3 separate regions of the Homo sapiens genome follow, and regions 1 and 2 are each linked to region 3. A link is a loop called in an ENCODE intact Hi-C map of the cell type or tissue named here. Cell type or tissue: endothelial cell of umbilical vein. All regions are shown on one strand. Region 1 has its middle 62 kb from the start of PMAIP1. Region 2 overlaps CPLX4 (complexin 4). Region 3 has its middle 180 kb from the start of MC4R.

What was found. Peaks named below come from ENCODE experiments on the same cell type or tissue, not always from the same donor. Only the 100,000 strongest peaks of a DNase experiment are listed, where the experiment ranks them.
Region 1: it touches region 3 in a loop (17-fold over the local background); 50 of 110 quality-filtered maps call a loop at or near these places.
Region 2: it touches region 3 in a loop (9-fold over the local background); 4 of 110 quality-filtered maps call a loop at or near these places.

Annotation. Positions count from the first base shown.
Region 1 is chr18:59,834,132-59,842,131 of GRCh38, reverse strand. No RefSeq gene overlaps it. Among named protein-coding and RNA genes, the nearest start is that of PMAIP1, 62 kb to the left of the region's middle. In endothelial cell of umbilical vein, a CTCF peak has its summit at 4,428 (motif pointing left); a DNase peak (open chromatin) is centred at 4,411; H3K27me3 peaks cover 829 bases.
Region 2 is chr18:59,303,903-59,311,902 of GRCh38, reverse strand. The region is part of intron 2 of CPLX4 (complexin 4); the gene reads left to right. Among named protein-coding and RNA genes, the nearest start is that of CPLX4, 11 kb to the left of the region's middle. RefSeq lists silencers at 1-146, 2,943-3,002, 3,043-3,092, 3,143-3,212. In endothelial cell of umbilical vein, a CTCF peak has its summit at 3,256 (motif pointing left); a DNase peak (open chromatin) is centred at 3,212; H3K27me3 peaks cover 1,150 bases.
Region 3 is chr18:60,545,848-60,553,847 of GRCh38, reverse strand. No RefSeq gene overlaps it. Among named protein-coding and RNA genes, the nearest start is that of MC4R, 180 kb to the right of the region's middle. RefSeq lists an enhancer at 353-852. In endothelial cell of umbilical vein, a CTCF peak has its summit at 4,283; a DNase peak (open chromatin) is centred at 4,307.

The DNA of each region.
Region 1 (8,000 bases), 710 kb after region 3:
TCTCTACAAAAAGCACAAAAGGCGGGGTGCAGTGGCTCACGCCCGTATTCCCAGCACTTTGAGAGGCCAAGGCGGGTGGATCATGAGGTCAGGAGTTTAAGACCAGCCTGGCATGGTGAAACCCCGTCCCTACTAAAAATACAAAAATTAGCTGGGCACGGTGGCACGTGCCTGTAATCCCAGCTACTCGGGAGGCTGAGGCAGGAGAATCGCTTGAGCCCAGGAGGCGGAGGTTACAGTGAGCCAAAATTGCGCCACTGCACTCCAGCCTGGGGGACAGAGCGAGACTCCATCTCAAAAAAAAAAAAAAAAAAAAAAGAAAGAAAAAAATACAAAAAGAAAATTAGCCAAGTGAGGTGGCCCACATGTGTAGTTCCAGCTACTTGGGAGGCTGAGGCAGGAGAATGGCTGGAGCCCAGGAGATGGAGGCTGCAGTGAGCTGTAATCGTGCTTCTGCACTCCAGCCTGGGCTATAGAGTAAGACCCTGTGTCAAAAAAAAAAAAAAAAAAAATCCCCAAAATCCCAAATTGCTCCAGCTTGGCCATTGGGAGCTTTTCAGCTGATTCCTGCGTCCCTCTGGCACAACCCTGTCATTGCAGTATTTTTGGTTAGTTTTTTCCTTTAAGTGTGTCCTTACTTTTTGGCACTACAAGATGCTCTAGGCTCTTTGTGTATGTTTTCTTTTTTGGGGGCGGGGGAGGGGGACAGAGTCACCATACCTGGCTAATTCTTTGTATTTTTCAGTAGAGACGGGGTTTCGTCATGTTGGCCAGGCGGGTCTCAAACTCCTGGCCTCAAGTGATCTGCCCACCTCGGTCTCCCAACGTGCTGGGATTACAGGCGTGAGCCACCGCACCTGGCCCCTTCATGTGTATTTTCTGCCCTGGCCCTAGAGTCAGCCAGTTCTTCAAGGACCTCTGTTTCCTTTTACTGGGGTACACTAGACAGAAACCAAGATCGGGGTGCTAGGTGTGCCTATTGCTCCTGGAATGTCATTACTTCTGGGCCATCTCCCCTGAAAAAGCAAAGAAACATATGTGTGTACGTGAACCTGAGCACACACACCCATCTTTAAGAATTTCTACGTGGAATCACTGTGTGTATATAAGCTAAACATGAGTTCACAGCATCTCCAACTCCAATCCAGGACCACACGGATCATTCTAGCCTCTCCTTGTTCATATGTAACCTCCTCCTCCAACAGGGTGGAACCTGGTTCCCACTATCTGCCATCTACTTACTTAACTGCTTGTTTATTTAAAAAAAAAAATTAAAATGTTAGTACCATCACTGCCGTGATTCTCTCTGATGCCCTAATTGTCCCAAATCTGGCCAGTGGGATCCCTTTCAACCTTTTCCTCTCCCACATCTCCATCAGTCTTCAACCACAGCTCACTGTTTTCTGGCATAAGCAGATATTCTAGAAATCAGCCATATCCTCAAAGATGCCTAATTTCTTTTTTCCCCTAATTCCTTTTAATAGGGAAGTTGTTGTGTTTAGAGAGTGAGAGCTAGGTGCCTAGTTTGCTAATTGCCACTGGGTTATTATTGCGTCTAGGCCATTTTAGTGGACAGAGCTCATTATATCTATATAATACATTTTTACTGATACTTCCAATCATACCCAAATCCAACACTGGGGGCAGAATTATGAAGTGTTTGAGAAAATCCATAGAGAAATGATGGACAGTTGTCTCATGGGATGGAGAATAGTTTATAGGAATACATTTTGTTTTTCCTTTTCCCCCCCTTTCCTTCCTTTTTTATTCTTTCATGAACTTCAGGCTCAGAATTGAGTTAATCCTTCTTTTCATTCATAGTTCGTTATCAGCACAAGGTATGCAATGCACGTTTGTTTATTTTTCTCCTTCATACCACACAGCCACTCAAGTGATTTTTTTATTACATAAATCAGATCATGCCACTCCTTCACTCTCAACCCTCCCACGCTTCCCATCACACTTGGAGCAAAACCCCAAATTCCTGCCATGGTCAACAAGACCTTGCAGAACCTTGCTCCTAGTTACCCTCCAACGTTTTCCTTCTCTCTCTCTCTCTCCTCTCCAGCCACTCTGGCCTCATTGTTCTTCAACTTACCAGAGATATTCCAGCCCTAAGGCCTGTACATGGAATATGCTTCCTCTGTCTCCAGGTAGCTCCCTCCCTTCTGCAACCAGACCTCTGTTCACATTCCCCCTACCCTACCCAAAGTAGCTCTCTCCATTGCCCTCTCTGCTCTTCTGTGTTTGATTCTTCTTCCTGGCCCTTGTCACTCCCCACCTTGTATTGGTCAACTGTTTTATTGTCTATATTCCACACGAGAATGTTAAGCAACACAATGGCAAGACTTAGATTTATTCCATTTATTCCCTGCTGTTTTCCCAGCCCCTAGAACCTGTGGCTGGTGCATAGAACAGGCTTCATCACTGCATGTGGAGCAAGTTCCCACTCGCATTCTCCTCTCCCCAGTTTAGCACCAATTCAAATAAGGTATGTTCTTATATATAAGCTTATAAAATGCTTAGTACTGTATTTATGATGTCAATGTAGATTTGTTTGGGAGGGCAGTTATCAGTTTGGGAAAATCTCATCCCTGCTTAGTTGTGGTTTAAGTGCCACTCACTAAGAAGTGAAGGTGGGAGTTGGGCTCCACCTCTGCTGGGTTAATAATTAAGAAGTTTGTTTTGTCGGAAGAGAGGGAAAGAAAGCAGGAGAGTGTGACTAGAGGTGTTGGGGGACTTAGTGTCAAAGAGAATTTTTTTGGCTGGGCATGGTGACTCACACCTGTAATCCCAGCACTTAGCAGGCCTAGGTGGGAGGATCACTTAAGGCCGGGAGTTGGAGGCCCACCTGGGGAACATAGAGAGACCCCTGTCTCCACAAGAAAAAAAAAAAATTAAGAGTGTTTTTTTCTTTATTGGATGTGTTCATCTGATCCAAGTCTCTGGAAAGGAAGCTAGGGGAAACACTTTTTATTCAGTGCCTTTTGGGAGGAGGAATGAAGGAGGCAGTGTATCCATCCTCAGGTAGACAGGAGATGCAGTCAAGACATCTTAATGGAGAAAGGGCTCTGCTGAACACAGTAGCTTAGCAGCCTTGTAAGGACACACCTACTAGTTTAAAAAACTGGAATCTACTTTTTTATTTTTTTCAAGATAGGGTCTGGATCTGTTGCCCAGGCTGGAGTGCAGTGGCGCCATCTTGGCTCGCTGCAACCTCCACCTTTCTGCTTCAGGCAAGTCTCCAGACTCAGCCTCCTGAGTAGCTGGGATTACAGGCACCCATCACCATGTCCTGCTAAGTTTTGTATTTTTTTATTTTATTTTATTATTATTATACTTTAAGTTTTAGGGTACATGTGCACAATGTGCAGGTTAGTTACGTATGTATACATGTGCCATGTTGGTGTGCTGCACCCATTAAGTCGTCATTTAGCATTAGGTATATCTCCTAATGCTATCCCTCCCCTCTCCCCCCACCCCACAACAGTCCCCGGAGTGTGATGTTCCCCTTCCTGTGTCCATGTGTTCTCGTTGTTCAATTCCCACCTATGAGTGGGAACATGCGGTGTTTGGTTTTTTGTCCTTGCAATAGTTTGCTGAGAAGTTTTGTATTTTTTGTAGAGATGGAGTTTTGCCATGTTGGCCATGCTGGTCTCAAACCCCTGGGCTCAAGCATTCTGCCTGCCTTGCTCTCCCAAAGTGCTGGCATGAGCCATTGCACCCGGCCTACATTTTCTTATTATAGTAGATTGTCTTTTTACACTGAGTTTCTGTCTCTTAGGTGGCAAATTGCGATTAACTAAAATATTACTTTGGACTTGATGTAGAAACAATATGCTATCTGCAACGTACTTAATTTTTTTTTTTTTTTTTTTTTTTTTTGAGATGGAGTCTCACTCTGTGGGCCAGGCTGGAGTGCAATGGCACAATCTCGGCTCACTGCAATCTCCACCTCCTGGATTCAAGCAATTCTCCCGCCTCAGCCTCCCAACTAGCTGGGATTACAGGTGCCCACCACCACGCCCGGCTAATTTTTGTATTTTTAGGAGAGACGGGGTTTCACTATGTTGGCCAGGATGGTCTCGAACTCCTGACCTCAAGTGATCCTCCCACCTCAGCCTCCGAAAGCTCTGGGATTAACAGGCATGACCCATCGTGTCCTACCTGTTTTGAGAAATTTTTGAGGTTATTAGAACATCTCTAAAGATTACCCAGATACTATAAATCTAGACAGAGATATTCCTGCTTATCATTCTAAACCACATCTCAAAGCAGGACAACCATAGTAATGTGCTAATTGTGATCCGTGGGCTCTAACGCTCGTCCTCCATTAGGCCTGTTGTCCCAGCCTGATTATTAACAGCGCCTCCCTGTTAATTGAGTGGCTCAATTTAGGATTATGTTTCTGCAGCCTCATCGCCCTCTAGTGGCAAAATAGTGTCAGTAGCCAAAGTGGAGAAAAGGCTTTTGTGCAATACACCTAGGAACCGAAAAGTACCCCCTTCATAGTATAAAACTAGAGCTGCAAAAGAGATATCCAGTCTCCTAAGCACCTGGCGGACATGATGAGATCACTCAACTCATCGGAACAAAACAAGATGGGACCCTCACAAATAGTGAGGTTTTTTCGATTGGTTTTTGTTTTTATTTTTACTTATTGGCATAATTTAAAATATTATCAAAACCAGGCCTGGCGCTGTGGCTCACGCCTGTAATCCCAGCACTTTGGGAGGCCGAGGCGGGCGGATCACGAGGTCAGGAGTTCAAGACCAGCCTGGCCAACATGGTAAAACCCCGTCTCTACTAAAAATACCAAAAAATAGCCAGGCGTGGTGGCGGGCGCCTGTAGTCCCAGCAACTTTGGAGGCTGAGACCTGAGAACGTCGTGAACCCGGGAGGCGGAGCTTGCAGTGAGCCAAGATGGCGCCACTGCACTCCAGCCTAGGCGACAGAGTGAGACTCCGTCTCAAAAAAAAAAAAATTAATAAAAATAAATAAAATAAAAATTACCTAAACCCAAGAGAGTCATATTAAAAATGAGCACACAAGCATGATTACTGGTAGAACAAAGAGGAATAACTTTTCAGGAGGACACTTTGCCATTCGGTTTCAAAAGGTGATATGTTAGTACTGTTGACGGCGTAATCCCACCATTGGGAGTTTATGTGAAGAATGTGTTTATCAAGAAACAAAACATATAAGTAGGAGAGTATTCAGAGTTTAAAGGATAAGAATTTGAAAACAACCAATGTTCCCAAATAAAGAACTGATTAAATAAATACGGCTCATCCATACAATGGAATATTACAGAGCTATATTAATTGACCATTAATAAATTGTTGAGTAAAAATAGAAGATAATGGAATTGTATGAATATTATAATTCCACTTACACAAATGAGGGTCTGTGTGTGCTTATGTAGATATGTATATATGTATACACACACAGGAAGACATTTGAAAGAATGGACGTTAGAATGTTCACAGTGGCTACCCCTAGATGATTGAATCACAAGTAATTTTTATCTTCTTTTCATATTTTTTGAATAAATAATTATTCCTTTTATTTTATTTTAGAGAATCTTGCTCTGTTGCCTGGGCTGGAGTGTAGTGGCACAATTTCGGCTCACTGCAAGCTCTACCTCCCGGGTCCAAGCAATTCTCCTGCCTCAGCCTCCTAACTAGCTGGGATTACAGATGCATGCCACCACGACCGGCTAATTTTTGTATTTTTAGTAGCGACGTGTTGGCCAGGCTGGTCTCGAACTCCTGACCTCTAGTGATCCGCCCGCCTCGGCGTCCTAGAGTGCTGGGATTACAGGCGTGAGCCACCATGTCCGGCCCCCAGCTGTATTTTATTTACAATCTAAATCTGCAGCTAGTGAAAAAGAACCTAAAGAGGTAGTGAGAAGGGTCTGTGTGTCAGAGATCTCTAGGGACGCTTCAAAAATAACTCACTATTTAGGGACAAGCTGTGCCCTGACTTGAGGCCCACTGCCTGTCACAGTTTCAACCTTCAGATCTTTGGAGCCAAAAAGCACCTTACAAATCATCATTCATTTGTAACATGAGTTACTGAACACCCTTGGAATTCCCTTGTGCTAAGAACTGAGGATACAGAAGGAAATAAAACTAACAGGACCCAATCCCTGTGGAGCTGACGGCCTTGAGGAGAGTGGAGATAGCAAATAGGTGTCAGGTGTCACCCCTTCCCCGCATTCTGCTCCCTGAAGCCCGTGCCCATGGAAGGCAGATCACTGTGCATCTCTCTGCATGGTACTTCCAAGCAGCTACTACTAGCAATCTGAGTGGCATAAATAAGGCTAATCCAATCCACCCTACATTTTACAGCTCAAGAAATTGAAAGCAAAAACATAAGTGATTACCGCTCTAAGGAATGTGTTAAGAGGTGAACTAGATAAAATAGTCTAGGATAAGGCTATGTTTTCAGACGGTTTTCTGTATAACTGTGGGTTATTTTCAAGATCCCTCTTACCTCTGGTTTTGGACCTAAGATACAATTTTTTAAAATAAAGAATGAGATCATTTCACAAGGATTCTATAGTAAACTCAAGTTTGCAGCCTCTGAAATGATATTCCCTGGAAGAGACTTGATAACAAAATAGAATAGAGGTAAAGTATTAAAACAAACAAACAAACAAAAACCTCAATGCCCTTTCAAAAGAGAGCAAAATGATTTTACTCAAATTGGCTGCATTTGACCTGTGAAATTACTAATATGGTATCTTCTTTTTCATTTTAATAAAATTTTATTTTATTTTAAATCAGGTTTAACATTTACATTCAATAACATATTTAATAAACTTCACTTTTTAATGTGTACAGCTCCGTGAATTTTGACAAATAGTCATATAGGTGTCACCAGAATCAAGGTATCAGATATGGAAATATTCAATATTGCCACCACTCCAAAAAAGTTTCCTCATGTCCCCTTTCAGCACCAGGATACAACATTTTGGCGGTGAACTGAAATTCCAGTTAAACTGTCCCACCTGGTAAACCCAGCGTTGCATCTGGGAAAATGCCATATGCCAAAACGAAATGAGAACAAGCCAACCAGCTTGTTTTTGCCTCCTCTATCCCCCACCCAAATCCCTGTTGATCTTCTCAAGTGTCTCATTGGTCTAAATGATTTGAGCAGGTTACTATTGTTCCTTTTGCTTTGCAAATTTACTTTTAATTTAAATGAAGATTAGATTGAGTTACAATGAGATTGTAAAAGATATTCTAATTCTAAAACAATACAACATTATTGACTAAGGGAGAAAAAAATAACAGCTTGTTCCTAAATTACATCAGGATGCTAGATTTTGCTTAATTCTTGATGTGAAAAGACAGGCAGGGAGACTAGTGCTGGGTTGGGGAGGGGGGTGACAGGCAGTGCCAGCCAGACACCCACTGCCTTTCCAAGAATTCTGGGTACCGGTGATGCCCCCAGAAACTCCAAGAAAATATCATATTGAATCAAACTGAATATGGGAAGACACAAACGTATTTTAACAAATACCATCACCCGGTGTAACATTTCCACTGCAGTCACATGGGTGAAGATGCAAATTTTTCTGAAATTTTCATTTCTTTAATGATTGTTCATTTTAGAATGCTGTCATTAGTTGCCAGGGTTCTTTGTAACACTAAATACTGTTCTCTTTCACTTTTATGAAAAGACCAATTTGATCTTTCATTTGAGGATGATGAAGTTTGAGATGCTTTGTGGTAACTATTCAAAACAGTCTCTCACTGTTCTGACTCTGTGTGTCTGGTGACTAGTGAGCACAGATTGGGGGGCGGGAGCTGCTGGTCTAGACCACCTGCATCTTTTATTTAAATTAACAGGCCACCTAGAAGTGGTTCATCCTGACTGATCAAGGATAATCACTTAAATCAAGTGATTTAAGTGAAAATCAAGATAGTTAATATTACCTGAGTCCTTTTATGGACTTTTCTAAAATGCAAAACGTCACAATGCAAACAAAC
Region 2 (8,000 bases), 1.2 Mb after region 3:
CAGCACTGGCTGAGGGTGACTGCTGTAGGCTGTGGTCGAGTGAGTCGTTGGTCTCCTGGTGGGAAGGGAATGCGTTGACATGTTGTGGAACACGTCTTGGAGGTACTATTCCAGGGCTTGCATCCAGTAGTGACAGAGGGCCCATCACTTTGCTACTCTGACTCATACCACCTGACTCCACCTTCACTACCTGTCTACCTGACTAAATGACTCCACCTTCACCTTCTGAGCTGGTTATTCAATTTCATATTCCAAAGATGCGCCATCCCTTAAAGAACATCTTCCATCTGGAGAAGCCAAAGTAAAAGATCCCTCCAAAGGGCATGATCCCAAGTATGAGAGCCATCTCCAAGTCTGGGTGGTCTAGAAAGTGCTGCTAAACCAATTCCTTCCATGGATCCCCAGCAGATCCCAGAAAAAGCTGATTTTAGAAACTACAAGCACTAGACAAGGGAGAAGCCACTGTCTATGCAAGGTCACTGATGAAATCACCAAAGACTTAAACATGGTAGAGGTTGATCCCTAAGGTGCCCAAGGAACCTGGGTTCTGTTCTTAATAAGGGAAGGAAAACCCACAATAAAATGTAAGCTCATTTCATTCACAACCAATGAACTTGGAAAAGAATGCCTTGCTTTTCCTACCCCCAGCCCCGTTCAGGTTTAATAACTTTTCCTCACTGTGCTTGCATTTTGGAAGAGTGAAGCACTTCTAAACACTGTCCTTTCCACTTTCATTGTCTGGTGAATTTCCTGAAACTCCCTGGATGTCATTGGCTCACTTTAGCAATGTGGTCTCGCCCTAGGCAGGAAGATTGAGTCGGATTCATGCTACTGCGCTGAAGCCCCTGGCCTCTGCTCTTGGGCCATCTGATTAAAGCATCATCAACTTGTTGGGATGAAGCAGAAATTTCACACACACACACACACACACACACACACACACACACACACACACGATTGGCTGGGTGTGCATCGTCCAGAATGTAGGGCTTTTTACAGATTTATTTTTGGCAACTGTTATTCTTCTGTAGGGATCTAGGGAGAATTGGGGTTCCGTTGTAGCTCTGTGATGCAATATCACATGGTTTTTAAAAATATCTGAGTCTCTTAATTTATGCAGCAGCAATAGAAAAAAAAATCTGAGCCTCAGTATCCTCATCTATAAAATGAGGGCTGAAGTACCTAACTTCATAGGATCTTTGTCTGAGATAATGTAATATAAAGGACCTAGTACAACGCCTGACAATAGAGCTCTTATTATTGACATTATGATCTCTGGGCACAAAAGTCTTATTTCCTGATAATAACAACCAGGGGTCTTGAGGACCGCCAGTCCTTAGGTGTGTAATCAATGCAACAATGGAGGTTCCTGAGCCTCAAGGCCCCAAGCCTTTTATCTGTTTCTCCACTAATGGTAAATCAGCAGTCTTGCTGACTTCCAGATCTTCAGGGGTGAACACCCTTAGGCTTAGCAGTAAGGTTTAAGTACTCTTCCAAGAAAAATAATTCTTAAATCTCTGTGCCAGGGTATCTTTTGAAACAAGAGCCTTTCCAACAGAAACTATGGAAAGAGGAAAAAATGATAGCCATGAAATGCACAAATCCAGGTCCTCTCTGGAGAATGATTGTGGCTATACCTGCATAGGCTACTGCTCTCTAAAGCCAGCTAGGGGGAGGGACCGACATGAAGGATGTTGATAAATAACAGTAGAGCCCACCAGTGTCTTTCATTGCATGGCTTACTGATGTTCATATAGCCCCTTTTCTACAGCTGTTTCAAATGCATAATGCATTTGAGACCCCACCTGATTTTCTCATAGACCATGAAAGAGACCATAAAGCTCATCTAATAATCTCATACCACTGCGTCATTTTACACCTGAGATAACTGCAGCCCAGGAGGGTTAAGTAGCTTTGCAATAAGCCACATCTCCTGTGACAGACTTAGGACTGGAACTCAGGCCCCACAACCATGAAAAAGAGCAGCTTGTTCACAAAAGGACTTCAACAGGGCTCCTCCTTTCAAGGCATTTGTTCTTTCTACTCTTTTTTTCTTTTTCTTTTTTTTTTTTTTTTTTTTGACACAGAGTCTCACTCTGTCACCCAGGCTGGAGTGCAGTGGCATGATCTCCCCTCACTGCAAGCTCTGCCTCCTGGGTTCACCCCATTCTCCTGCCTCAGTCTCCCGAGTAGCTGGGACTACAGGCGCCCACCACCACTCCTGGCTAATTTTTTGTATTTTTAGTAGACACGGGGTTTCACCGTGTTAACCAGGATGGTCTCGATCTCCTGACCTTGTGATCCGCCCACCTCGGCCTCCCTAAGTGCTGGGATTATAGGCGTGAGCCACTGCGCCCGGCCTCTTTCTACTCTTAATATTTTGAGCTGTTCCCCAAAATTTTAGGGCAGTTTTGAATTCCACGTGGCTTAAAAAAATGGGAGCATATTATTTCTCCTGTGTTGTCTAACGGTTTGACCCTAGATCTGCAAGTAGCTGTCTAAATTCCAAATACAATCCAAACAAACAGATAAGAATTTCACTTGAGAACATTGTACACACCATCATTCATTGCAGTTTACTTCCAGGTGGGGACCCCCTCCTCCAAGGGCGTTTTTATATTTGGTTGCATTTGTAACAATGGATTCTACACACAATGTTTCAAAACCGTGCCTATGGTATGGAAGATACTACAAATACCAATAATACAATTGCCTGCTTTTTGTAAAGCACATGGAAATTCTAATCCCGTGTAGCTAGCTATAAAAATAGCACCTAATAAAACTATATGATAAGAAAAATCGGCTACTCTGGGCAGACTGCCCTGCTCTGCAAGGAGCAGTTTAAAAACTAAAATTTAAAAGTTTAAAAAATCAGCTGGATCGTATTCCACTTAGTCCAGTTATCACCAGCTGTGGCTAACTTCCCCTACCCCAGTGCAACACTTTGCGCTTGCAAACCAGCCCCACCCTTGGGCGCCTCCTCTGCCTCCCGCGCTGTCACTTGTCGCACGTTACCCTCCCGCCCGCGTCCCCGCACTGACGAGGCTCTGGGTACAGGGACCCTTCGATGGCCCATGTGGCGAAAAAGAGGCTGCGGGGGACAGACACGTTTCCCAGGCTAACGTCTGCCCAGGCTATGCAGAACAGCCGCTCCCGTCCAAGCCAGATCCTGGCTGGAGCAAGGAGGGCGCAGCGGTCGCCAGCGCGGGCCCCGAATCCTCGACGCCGGCGCCCCCTGGTGTTCCTAGCGCCGCGGCCACTGGCACCCGCGGGAGGCGGAACCCGGGCTGCGGGTGGTGGCAGGACCAGGGAGGGGCAGAAACCAATTTCTAGAGGTGACTTAAAAAAAAAAAAAAAAAAAGTCTTGATAGGTCATTGGATGGGATGGGGGGGAAAACAAAACAACAACAAAGAAAGAAAGAAAAGGAAAAAAAAAAAGCCTTACTATTTTGTTATTAAGGACCAGATCGTGCGTTTTCTATCCTCCCATGGCATAACGGGAGAGGGAGCTCGCAAACAGCCGAGTTTCCGCTGTCTCCGCAGTGACCAGGCTGCAGAGAGATTCTGAAACGACAGCAATCGAGGGCGGGCTGAAGGAATTGGAATCTTCGGCCTTGAGAGATGACTGAATAAATGAAGCTTATGGGGGGCAGAATCATGCCCCAGGCCTCCAGTGCCATGCTTTTTATTCTAATACTGAATTCAGCCAACTTACCCAGTGGCTTAGCTGCTGGTTGTTATTGAACTGTAGGTACCTAAAGTCTGTCTCTGATTACGCAGAGGAAACTCCGTAATGGAACCTTTAGAAAGCCATCCTTAGAGAGAGGCCGGACGCGGTGGCTCACGCCTGTAATCCCAGCACATTGAGAGGCCGAGGCGGGCGGATCACCTGAGGTCAAGAGTTCAAAACCAGCCTGGCCAACATGGTGAAACCCCGTCTCTACTACAAATACAAAAAAAAAAAAATTAGCCGGGCAAAAAAAATTAGCCGGCCATGGTGGCGGACCCCTGTAATCCCAGCTACCCAGGAGGCTAAGGCAGGGGAATTGCTGGAACCCGGGATGCAGAGGCTGCAGTGAGCCGAGATTGGGCCACTGCACTCCAGCCTGGGCGACAGAGCAAGACTCCATTTCAAAAAAAAAAAAAAAATCAGAAAAACACAGTGGGGATGCGAGGTGTAGGGTTTTGTCTCCTAGATGCTTCATTAAGGAGCAAGGAGACCCTGGAAGGCCAGACAGTGCCCATCTGGGTCACTAAGAGATGTGATTGACAAGCCCAAGGCATGGTGCTCTGTCCAAAGAACTGGAGGGAAGGAGAGGAGAGGCAGGCCTGCCAGTGCTGGCTCTTACTGAGGCCAGGGGAGGGCTGACCGAGGGCTGAACCAAAGGAACTGCTGTATTCGGAGGGAAACAGAGCAACAGATTCCCAAGTCCTTATAAGTCCCCTCTTTGGGGCTTGGCTTCCAAGGTCATCTGAGGAACATGCCAACCATCACTTCCCTCCAACCTTCTAAGTTCTTTTCCTAGAACAGGTTCAGGTTCCTGGATGACCACAGTACTTTGGCTCCTCGACACCAGTGTCTGAGTGCTGTTTCTCTTTTCAATAGACTTATTTTTTTACATCCGGAAAAGCACATACCATATGTGTGCACTCAATACATAACCATAAGGATCATGTAAATGTAGGGACGTTCCGAAGGTCACAAAGCTTGCTGTGACAAATGGAGACTCAAGCCTCCTTACTCTTCATCCAGGACTTTTTCGTGCCCCCTTCTCCTCATATCCCTCTAAACTGGGCATCAGATTCCTGGTGGTAGACTTTAGAACTGAACAGACTGTCTGACAAAGAAAACGGCACAAGACAGAAAGCAGGGGTCACTGGGACTCTAGTGGGTTCCTAATAACCGTCCCCTCCCTGCCAGGTTTGCAGAATACTTAACCTGTGCCATCTTCTAAAGCCCATATTGGGTAAGCATTCATAGTAATAGTATTAACAGCCCACAGGGAATTGGACGAATTTAACATGTCCTCCAGCTAATGAGGGATGACCCCCTGGGTGCCTCATTCACAATTCCCCAGGGTCACCACCACAGCGGTTACATAACAGCAGGATTCAGTTCTAGACCCTTCCCCTGACCAAGGCCCGACGGGGAGCAGATTTGAGAAAATGTCTTCCCGGGAGCTGTCAGGTCTAATGAGGATAACTATGTCACATTTTGGAATTAGAACTGTATTTTCTAAAGAAATTATTTGGCTGGTGTTTCCTCTGAAAAAGAGTTTCACTCTATTGCTGACAGGGAAAAGCAAATGTAGACTCTTTGAAAAGGAGCAACATAAGCCATAGCCCTCTAGATAAACAATAAAAGGTCTTGGGTCTCAAGTTTATTAATTGTTAGTGACAATACTATTTGCTATACCAATGTCTTTTGGTGACCATTGTTAATTTTGGTAATCAGATAAGTAATTAAATAAGGGCAGTAATCAAATTGCAGTAATCTGCAGTAAGTATGTATATGTATATGTATCTATACCAGTCATTATAATGTTCGTGTACACATATCCAGATTATGTCGATTTCCTCTAGTTGTCAAATTATAGGTCATCAGAGGACTTAAAATGCCTAAAGTCATCCATGATGCTCACGTTAGATTTGGATCGCACACCACTAATTATTCCACATCCTGTATCTTCAGTTTCTCCTTCTTGATTGGCCTCTCCTTAATAAAGGAGGTCAAATCTCTCCCATCTAAAACAAGGAAACAGTACTTTCTGAGTAAACATGGCTTTTTAGGTGTCTTCCCTTAAATGACTAGTTCTCACTGCTCTGCTGAAACCTTCTTCTTCCAGATGTTCAGGGTCTGTCTAAATACAGTAAGTGGTTCCCTTAATTTCTCTTGGGGCCTCTTTGTTTCTTCTAGCACTGGTGATCTCTTCTTCCTTAAAGCCCTCTCTCTCCTCAGCTTGCAGACATCACCCTCTGGTTCCTGTTCTCGTACTGCTTCTTCTTTATGAGTTATCTTTCTCTGTCTGCCTGCAAATTGTGGGATATTCCGGGGTGCCCCCTTGGCTGGCTCTTCTTCTCACTCGAGCCTGCACATTGTCCTCGAGGGCTGCACCTTGCCATTGCTTTTTGCTACCACCTACATGTTGATGATTCTCAAATCTATACCTCCAGACCACATCTCCCGAAATTTCATAACTGCAGCCACCTTTCCTTGGACACTTCACAGGTAGAACCAGCTCATATCCAAAACTCACTTGCTCATTCTCCCCATAAACCTGCTCCTCCTATAGGCTCCACTTCCATGGGTGGCTCTCCCGACAAGCCCATCATCTCCCAGGCTGGCTACCAGATGTCACCATTGCCTCTTCCCTCCCTGCTCCAGCTGCACGTCCAGTAAATCGCCAAGTCATCTTAATTCAGAGTTCTCAATTCACCATAGCTTTTCTACTTGGAGTCTTGTCCCCCTCCATACTGAGGTTTCTAAAATGCAAATCTGATCCTGTTTCTTTCCTGTTTTTTGTTTGTTTGTTTGTTTGTTTGTTTAAAGCCACTATGTCTTTTAGAATAAAATCCGAACTCCTTGTCCTGTATGCCATGATATGGCTCCTGTCTCTCCAGCCTCACCTCTTGCTACTACTCCCTGCCTGGACTAGCACTTCCTCCTGCTTCGTTCCCTGCTCCCTGTGGCCTTTGCTTTCTGTAAGACTCTGGTCAGTGCCACTTCTTCCAGGGCCTTCCATGATCTCCCTCCCTCTACCTAGTTCTGGATTGGGTCATCCTCCTCCATGTCCCCATATATCTTGAGTCCATGTCTCCTACATCATCTTATGACCCTAAATATCTGCACCTACTGTGTGCTCCTTTTAAAAAGGGACCGACTTTTAAATCTCTGTGCTCAGTGCCTAGCAAGGTGCCTGAGATATAGAAAATTGCACACACACACACACACACACACACACACACACACACACACACTGATTGTTGAGTAAATGGATGTTATTGGGGAAAAAGAAAAGAAAGAAAAATGCCCGGCCGGGCGCAGTGGCTCACCCCTGTAATCCCAGCACTTTGGGAAGCCGAGGTGGGCAGATCACGAGGTCAGGAGATCGAGACGATCCTGGCCAACATGGTGAAACCCCGTCTCTACTAAAAATACAAAAATTAGCTGGGCATGGTGGCGCATGCCTGTAATCCCAGCTACTCGGGAGGCTGAGGCAGGAGAATCGCTTGAACCAGAGAGTTGGAGGTTGCAGTGAGCCGAGATTGTGCCACTGCACTCCAGCCTGGCAGCAGAGTGAGACTCCATCTCAATAAAATAAAATAAAATAAAATGCCCAAAGAACAAAGTGTCAACACAACAGAAAGAATTTACCTGCCATTAGAGTTACAGTAAAATACAATTTTATGAAAATAACTAGTCCAGATTGGATATTGTAGTTTTGTATAAAACACAAAGGTTTCCTTGTTTTATAATTAAAACACCATATTTCTTCAAGTAGAGGAAGCAATATGTTTTAAATAAAGCTACAAGATTCTTTCTAAAAGCAAATGTGTTCCTCTCCCTGGCCAATTTAAAATGTATATGTAAGTCAAGCTAAATTAATAAGAGAAAACAGTTCCACAATGAACCCTAATCCTATTAACAGAATTGTCAATCTAGGTTAGTCATTGAAAAATAATGTTGTGACCCCTGCTGAGCTATATGATTTAGTTACACCTGGTGTTTGTCTGCCGTATTAAGGGCACCATTCATTTCGAATAAAGATGCATATAGGAGAAACTTAACAGAGTTTTCTTTAAATGTGTCACATTGAAAGCTCCATTACAGTTGAATGTAAAATTTGCCTCTTAAAAAAAATAACAAAGATGATTGTGTGAACCTTCCTTTGCCAGACCCCTTCAGATTAGGAGCTCTTGGGGCTGCCCAGCAGGGTCTGAGACACCGAAACCTCCTGCTTTCTGAGCAGCTGTTTCTGGTGGCCAGGCGGTGGGAAGGC
Region 3 (8,000 bases):
AAATTTCAGTTGATCCATATAGCTTTCATTTTTCTACTCATTGTTATAGGATCACTAGGGTGTCAATTTTTCTAGCTGGAAACCTCTGTGGCCACAGTGCCTTTGCCTGAGTTCTTGTCCTGTGTCCAGGAAGAATGACGTACACAGACAAGTGAAGGGTGAAGAAGAAGAGTTTTATTTAGTCTTAGAATGGCTCAGAGGAGTGGGTAGCTCCTCTCTGTAGGCAGGTTCTCCTCTTGAGTGTTCAGCTCTCAGCAGGGAGGAGGCCCTGGAGAGGGTGGCTCCTCTCTACAGGCAAGTAATTCAGATGTCGCTGCAGGTCTCTGAAGCTCTCCACTGCAGCTGCTGCTGTCAGCAGAGAGGGTACTATTCTCTGCAGCTGCACATTCCATCTCCTCCAGCTATCAGGGGAGAGGGTACTCCAACAGTCTCTCTATCCTCTGCTCTCCTTATCCTCTGGCCATCCTCTGCCCTGCTCTGGCTGAGCCCAGGGCCTTTATGCACCTCAGAAGGGAGGAAGTGTGTGCAGATTGATCCATGGGCAGCCATAAGTGGGTCCAGAAGAGGTACCATGAGTTCCCACTCCAGTCCTTGGGACTGGAAGCCCAGCCCCAGTCTTCAGGCCCTCCCTGGCCTAAGGGTGGGGCCGTACTGGGGACTCTGCCCCCTTCTGCCCAGGACTCTGTCTGCCACCTGTTGCCATTCATGGCCCCGGGGCTTAGCCCCAACCCCACTCCGAAATCGGAGAGGATGCTGGGAGTGGAGAGAGGCCAGATAGTAGGATCCGATATGTAAGCCTGCAGGGACAGCAAGGGCCTTACTGGGGTGCCCGAAGGTGCAGGCTGCAGAGATGCCAGGGTCCTGCACCGGGGAGGACAGCCGCAGCTCCACCCAGGAGCTCCTACCCGGCCACCTTGGAAGATGCAGGGCTCCCACTTGTCCCCAGCTCCTGCCTGCTTCCTGGAGCAAGAGGCCCAGGTCTGCAGCTGAGGATGCCATGGCTGCAGCTGCACCCAGGAAGGCAGATCCTGCCTGTTCCCAGCTCCCCCAAGAGCACAGGGAGGCTCAGATCCACAGCTGTAATTTGGGCGGCTGTGGCCCCACCCAGGAAGGCAGGGCTCCTGCTTGCTGCATAGAGAAGGAAGCCTGGGTCTGCAGCTGCAGTTTGGGCAGCTGCATTGGCAGGGGAGCTCCTGTCCCAACTCAGAAGGGGCAGGGCTCCCAATGGCTCCATGGAGTGTGCAGCCCCAGCCGCGCTTTCCTGTTGCAGCTGTCATGATGGCAGCAGCCACTGCCATTGTCATCATCATTCACTCTTTTCTTAAAATACTTGAATTACTTAAATAGCTCCCTTAATAGACACATATGCATATCTTTCATTTCTGGGTCTATTTCTATTGACCTGTTTTTCTTTCAGCTTTGGGTTGTGTGTGTGTGTGTGTATATATATATAGAGAGAGAGAGAATATAATATATACAATATATATTTTAAAAATATTTATTTATATATTTTTTATTTATTTATATTTATTTATTTTATTTATTTATTTTTTTGAGACGGAGTCTTGCTCTTTCACCCTGGCTGGAGTGCAGTGGTGTGATCTCAGCTCACTGCAACCTCCGCCTCCCGGGTTCAAGCGATTCTCCTGCCTCAGCCTCCTGAGTAGCTGGGACTACAGGCGTGCCACCACACCCAGCTAATTTTTGTATTTTTAGTAGAGATGGGGTGTCACCATGTTGGTCAGGCTGGTCTTGAACTCCTGACCTTGTGATCTACCCACCTGGGCCTCCCAAAGTGCTGGTATTACAGGCATGAGCCACCACGCCCGGCCTGAGTTATATTTTTCTGTTTCCTAGGATGTCCAGTAATAATTGGATCCAAGATGTTCTGAATATTACATTTTTGTTTTCTTTACGGAATGTCTGGTTTTGTTTTTTTGGATCATTAATCTACTTGTGTATTAGTTTGATGCCTTTGGGATCTGTTTTTAAAGCTTTGGTAGGGCAGGTTTAGAGTAGCCATCGTTCTAAATATAATCAACACTATAACTAAATACTAAATGATCACTATGTATTCTCCACTTCAGCTGGTGGGACCTCAAATATTTCTCTACCCTGTGTGAGTTCTTTGTCTATCCTGGTGCAGTTTCAAGTTACGTATGTATGGCCTACTACTCCCAGAGAATTTATGCAGATTTCTTTATTTTTTTTTTCTGCTGAGCACCTCACTCTATCGTGAGACTCCTTGTCAAGATTTCTAGCTACCTCAGCTTCCCCAAACACTAATTTCCTTCTCTTTTATTTAGTGAAGTTTCTGAGCAATGTTTAAGTGCTTTCTTCCTATGTCTGCAATTCAGATCACCTCTAAGCAGGAAACCAAGCAAACCATAGGCTCACATTGCTTCCATTTTCTCCACAGTAATAGTCTGCACTTGCTTTTGTTAAATATGTATGTGGTTTCACATATTGTATCTTTACTTTTATTAATTTATATGTACAAGGTAAATAAAATATTTGATAATCTTTCATGGACAAAAGAATAAGTATTCAGGGTTAGATTTATACTTTAAAAAATTTTGAGAGTCATGTTATATTAGATTCCAATGGGAGAAATCTGATACTTTCACTTTCAGAGTATTTAATTAGTTCAACTCTTCAAAAAGCAGTAAATGAGACCGGGTGCCATGGCTCACGCCTGTAATCCCAGCACTTTGGGAGGCCAATGTGGGCACATCACAAGGTCAGGAGTTCAAGACCAGCTTGACCCATATGGTGAAACCCTGTGTCTACTAAAAATACAAAAATTAGCTGGGCATAGTGGCATGCACCTGTAGTCCCAGCTACTCTGGAGGTTGACACAGGAGAATCACTTGAACCTGGGAGTCGGAGGTTACAGTGAGCCGAGATCACACCACTGCACTCCAGCCTTGGAGACAGAGTGAGAGACTCCATGTCAAAAAAAAAAAAAAAAAAAAAAGGCAGTAAATGTTGGCATTTGTTTTTTTCTTTCCTTTTTAAAATCTATATGTCTCCAAAGAATTATTAAATGTTAAATCCAATGGTAAAATATTAAAAATAACAACCATTTATAATCTTAAGTTTTCCTCATATCGGTGTCCACTGCTTCCTGGCTTTTATCCTGTGGAGCAGAGAATAACAAAAATTATACTGAAATAATTCCACACTAATAGTCCTGATGTAACACTGAGTATTTCTATCTCCTCATCTCAGAATTGTCTTCTAACAGCATCCAATCTAAAGTGCCTACTCCCAACTATCCTAACCCCATCATTCTCTGTCATGCCACTATGTTTGAACTCCTCAGGACACTCAAAAGTATTGGAAAGTACAAAATCAATTTCATTCTTGATCTGTTGATTGTCTGGACACCCCCCTCTCACCTCCCCATGAGAGCTATGATGTTCTAAGCTTATTCACTTCTGTGGCTCCAGTTCCCAGAGAAGCAGTGATATATATTAAGCACTTAATAATAATAATCTGGAGTGAATCCATTATCTCTTTTTGTTTTCCTAAATTCATTTACGCCTCTGAACTGCTTCTGTAAGAATTGAAGGTTTTGCTATGAAAACAATGTCTCTAAAGCTGAGAAAAAAGTCTCACATCTAATGGAAACTGTTGATACATATAGATTCGGCCACAATGAAAATTCACCAAGTTCGGAACTAACTGAATTGGTTTTGCTTAACATGTCTCTTAATCACACATCAAAATCCTTTAAAATCAAAATATTTGAAGTACATTTGTTGTTAAAAAAATGGAGTCTGTCAAATGAAACAGCTATGTCACTTTTACTAGGAGAAATCATCCAGAAAAGAATGGTATTTCTAAATAGATTAAGATATTAAGTAATGAGTACTAATAGCAGCTGGCAACTGGAGAGTGACTTGGTTTCAGAGAGAAAGATTTTAATATCAGAGGAACCTTTCTGAAAATCTAGTTCCATTAGTTCTAAGCACATGACAAACTTTAGAGATTACATTTTTAAAGAAGAGAACTCCAATTGTTTTTGTAATTCAAATGCAGTTTTGGAAATATCTAAATAATATTTAAATGTAATGTATACACCTTAAAATTTTTCCAGGACCCTATTTATGACATTCATTTTCTTAGGAGACCAGAAAATATATTTATTTTAAAAGTATTACATATTCAGATTTACATAATTTAGATTAAAAGATTATATAACTACTTTTTTATTTTGAGAACAGTCATAAATCTAAGAACAATTTTGCCTTCTTCGTTTCAAATGCTGGAATTCTGCACAGAGAATGAGCCATAGAGGGCGCTATTGTATTTACAATCCTGTGTAAGAAGCTTACAGATGATGAAATTCAAGAAATTAACTCAGTAGAATCAGTTGCTTTCACTTTGTTTACTAGACTAGAAAAATCAAGTGTTTTTTGACAATTTGATATTCAAAACACTGTTTTTTCCTCTTACAGTGTATTTTAGGAAAATCAGATTATCACTTTTAAAGGGATTTTTTTTAACAGGATAGTGAAATAATAAAATTATTTTGTCATGAGAAAACCTGAAATCCACTTCCTTAGAAATTTTTAAGAATGAAATATGTTATTATTGCTACAGTCACCATGTTGTACAACAGGACTTTTGAATTTATTCCTCCCGTCTGAAATTTTGTACCCTTTGATCAACACATTCAAATCTCCCCTCTTTTTTTTTTTTTTTTTTTTTTTGAGACAGTCTCACTCTGTCTCCCAGGCTGAAGTGCAGTGGCGCGATCTCGGCTCACTGCAACCTCCGCCTCCCAGGTTCAAGCGATTCTCCTGCCTCAGCCTCCCGAGTAGCTGGGATTACAGGAGCATGTCACCACGCCCAGCTAATGTTTGTATTTTTAGTAGAGATGGGTTTCACCATGTTGGCCAGGATAGTCTTGATCTCTTGACCTCTTGATCTGCCTGCCTCGGCCTCCCGAAGTGCTCAGATTACAGGCGTGAGGCCTGCGCCCGGCACTCCCCTCTCTTTTTGAAGCCACTGATAACCACCATTCCATTATCTGCTTCTATGCCTTTTTAAGGTGAAAAATGATAGGCATGTGCAGTAACGCATATGTTAATTAGCTTGATTTAGCCATTTCACAATGTATTTATATTTTTAAACATGTTGTAAATAATATATATAATTTTTATTTGTCAACTAGAAAATAATAAAAACTGTATAAAAAACAAATTATTAACACAATCAGTAGGCGAGATTTATAAAGAGTTTGGTGATATACATTTTTCCATTCTGGGGATGGCATGTATTGGCCTCAATTTGTTCATAATACTCATTTTTTGATGCAGATATTTGAAATCTAGTGTCCTCCTTTGAATGAGATGAGTGTTCTTAACTCTGTTCCTTCTCAAGTCAAAATTCTACCAAACTATTAATATTCAGCACAAATTCCCAATCGCTCCCAGTCATCTGGTACCTATAAACTACAGCTTCTCTCTTGCTCCACTGAAATCAATCATTTCTCTTTTATTTCTCCCACAGAGCATGTTCTATCATCCTCTACAGTTATTTGTGAGGATGTGTCAACCTCTTGCCAGACACCTGAGAGCTACACTCATGTAGGCTAAGTCCAAAAGCCCCAGAACCCAGACCAGTTTTTCTTTATCTCAGGCTTAGGTAAAATCCCTTCCCTTGGGAGACCGAGGCCGGCGGATCACGAGGTCAGGAGATCAAGACTATCCTGGCCAACATGGTGAAACCCCGTCTCTACTGAAAATACAAAAATTAGCTGGGCGTGGTGGCACTTGCCTGTAGTCCCAGCTACTCGGGAGGCTGAGGCAGGAGAATCGCTTGAACCAGGGAGTCAGAGGGTGCAGTGAGCCGAGATCACGCCATTGAGCCACTGCACTCCAGCCTGGCGACAGAGTGAGACTCCGTCTAAAAAATGGAAAAAAAAAAAAAATCCCTTCCCAATCAAAGGCACAAGCCCAGGAGGAAATAGACACACTTAGTAAAGTGGAACAGGAACAGAATTCGTACATTTCTGTTTTTGGCACCCCTTACTCTTCCTCTGTGATCACACCTGGTGACAGTCTCTTCTCTCATCAGGTAAGTGGCCTCGTACCCTGGAAATTTACCTGGGAAGGTCCTCTTTAAGTAAGACAAATATTTCACCTTTTATTTAAACACTTTGAGAATGAAAGGGACACTATTAAAAACTATGACAGGCATAAACCAGAACTGTCCTGGACATGCAAGATGTATGGTCATCCCATTTAATGTAAAACTATAAATCTTAAATATAGCCTTATTAGCCTTTACAAATAGTAACTCAGAATCAATCCTTGGAAGAGGAAGCCTTAAGAGTCAGACAGAAATGAGTTAGAACTCATTTCTACTACTCATGGCCTGTGAAATAATTTAAAACTTTCCTAGAGCAGTTATCTCATCTCCAAAATGTGGACTGTATCATCCTCCTGAGAATAAACTCCAAGGTCATTGTGAACACTAAACTTGTTCATTTAAGTGAAAGTAACTGGTACATAGTATACGTGTGATAAAACTTAGTGCCATTTCCTGTTACTCTTTTTCATGCCACATTTTCTGTTCCCAAGTAACTAGATTTTTCTTACGCATTGTTGTTCATTTTTACAGTTTTTGGGAAATAGCATAGTATCTATCAGCACTCAAAATGTATACAATTACTATAGTTATTTCTATTCTACAGATTTTTTATTCTTGGATTCCATGAGAGATTGTTGTTGCTCCTGCCTGGTTTTTATAGTTCAAACTGGGCTTACGCATTCTTTCTGTTTCTTTGTACTCTAAAGAATATTTGCAGTTAAAAATATCTAGGGACATAATGCCTTTCCACTGTGCAAAATCTATAGGGCATCTGTTACAAATGTTTCTAGTGGCAAGAAATGAGAAACACCTCCTCATCCAGCAAGTGAAATTGGTTACATAATTAGTGGTAGCTCAATTATCATTTAATATTACATAATTTTTAAAAAGGAATCATTTAAAAATACACCATGTACATCACTCTCGTTAATATTAGCGATATGAAAGACAAAAAAAAAGTTGTACTCTAAGCATTTCGAGTAAGAGATATCTTTGAAAACAGAAAGGAAATACAAAAGAAAATAAGTGCTTTTTTTTTTTCCTTTCTGAGACAAAGTCTCGCTCTGTGGTACAGGCTGGAGTGCAGTGGCATGATCTCGCCTCACTGCAACCTCTGCTTCCTGGGTTCAAGTGATTCTTGTGCCTCAGCCTCCCGAGTAGCTAGGATTACAGGCGCCCACTACTACACCCAGGCAATTTTTGTATTTTAGTAAAGACGGGGTTTCACCATGTTGGCCAGACTGGTCTCTAACTCCTGACCTCAGGTGATCCGCCCTCCTTGGCCTCCCAAAGTGCTGGGATTACAGGTGTGAGCCCACACGCCAGACTGAAAATGAGTGCATTTTAATGAAAATAGAAGAAATTGTTTATTTAGAAATCAAACAGCAAATTCCAAGGAGGTGAAATTATAGAGAGAATACTCTTTTTATAGATTTCAATATTGGTTAAACTACAAAAACAACATAACCTACATGTATAATTTTAGAAATTAAGGAAAAGTCCACATGTGAAAATTATAACATTTTATTTATAAAATTTAATTTTGATAACAAAATGTTATAAACCAAGCATTATCTGATTTTTATATTTTTAAATATTTTTACTTAAGTGCATGTACGTTGAATTGTAAAATAAATGAAAAAAAATGGCTACTTACCTTCTCTTTGTTTATTGAAATGTTGCCATTTAAAGTTAAATTTATGTATTCTAAAGATTATTGTATATTTAATCTTAAACAATGTATTTGTATTATTTGAAATTCCGCAGTTTTTTTCTGGATATTTTCTATCACATATTTCCATTAATTAAATATACTTAACACTTTATGATTCTAATGAAAATTATAAATCCATTTTTTGGCATAAGACAAAAAAACTGCTTGTCTCATTCAAACTAAG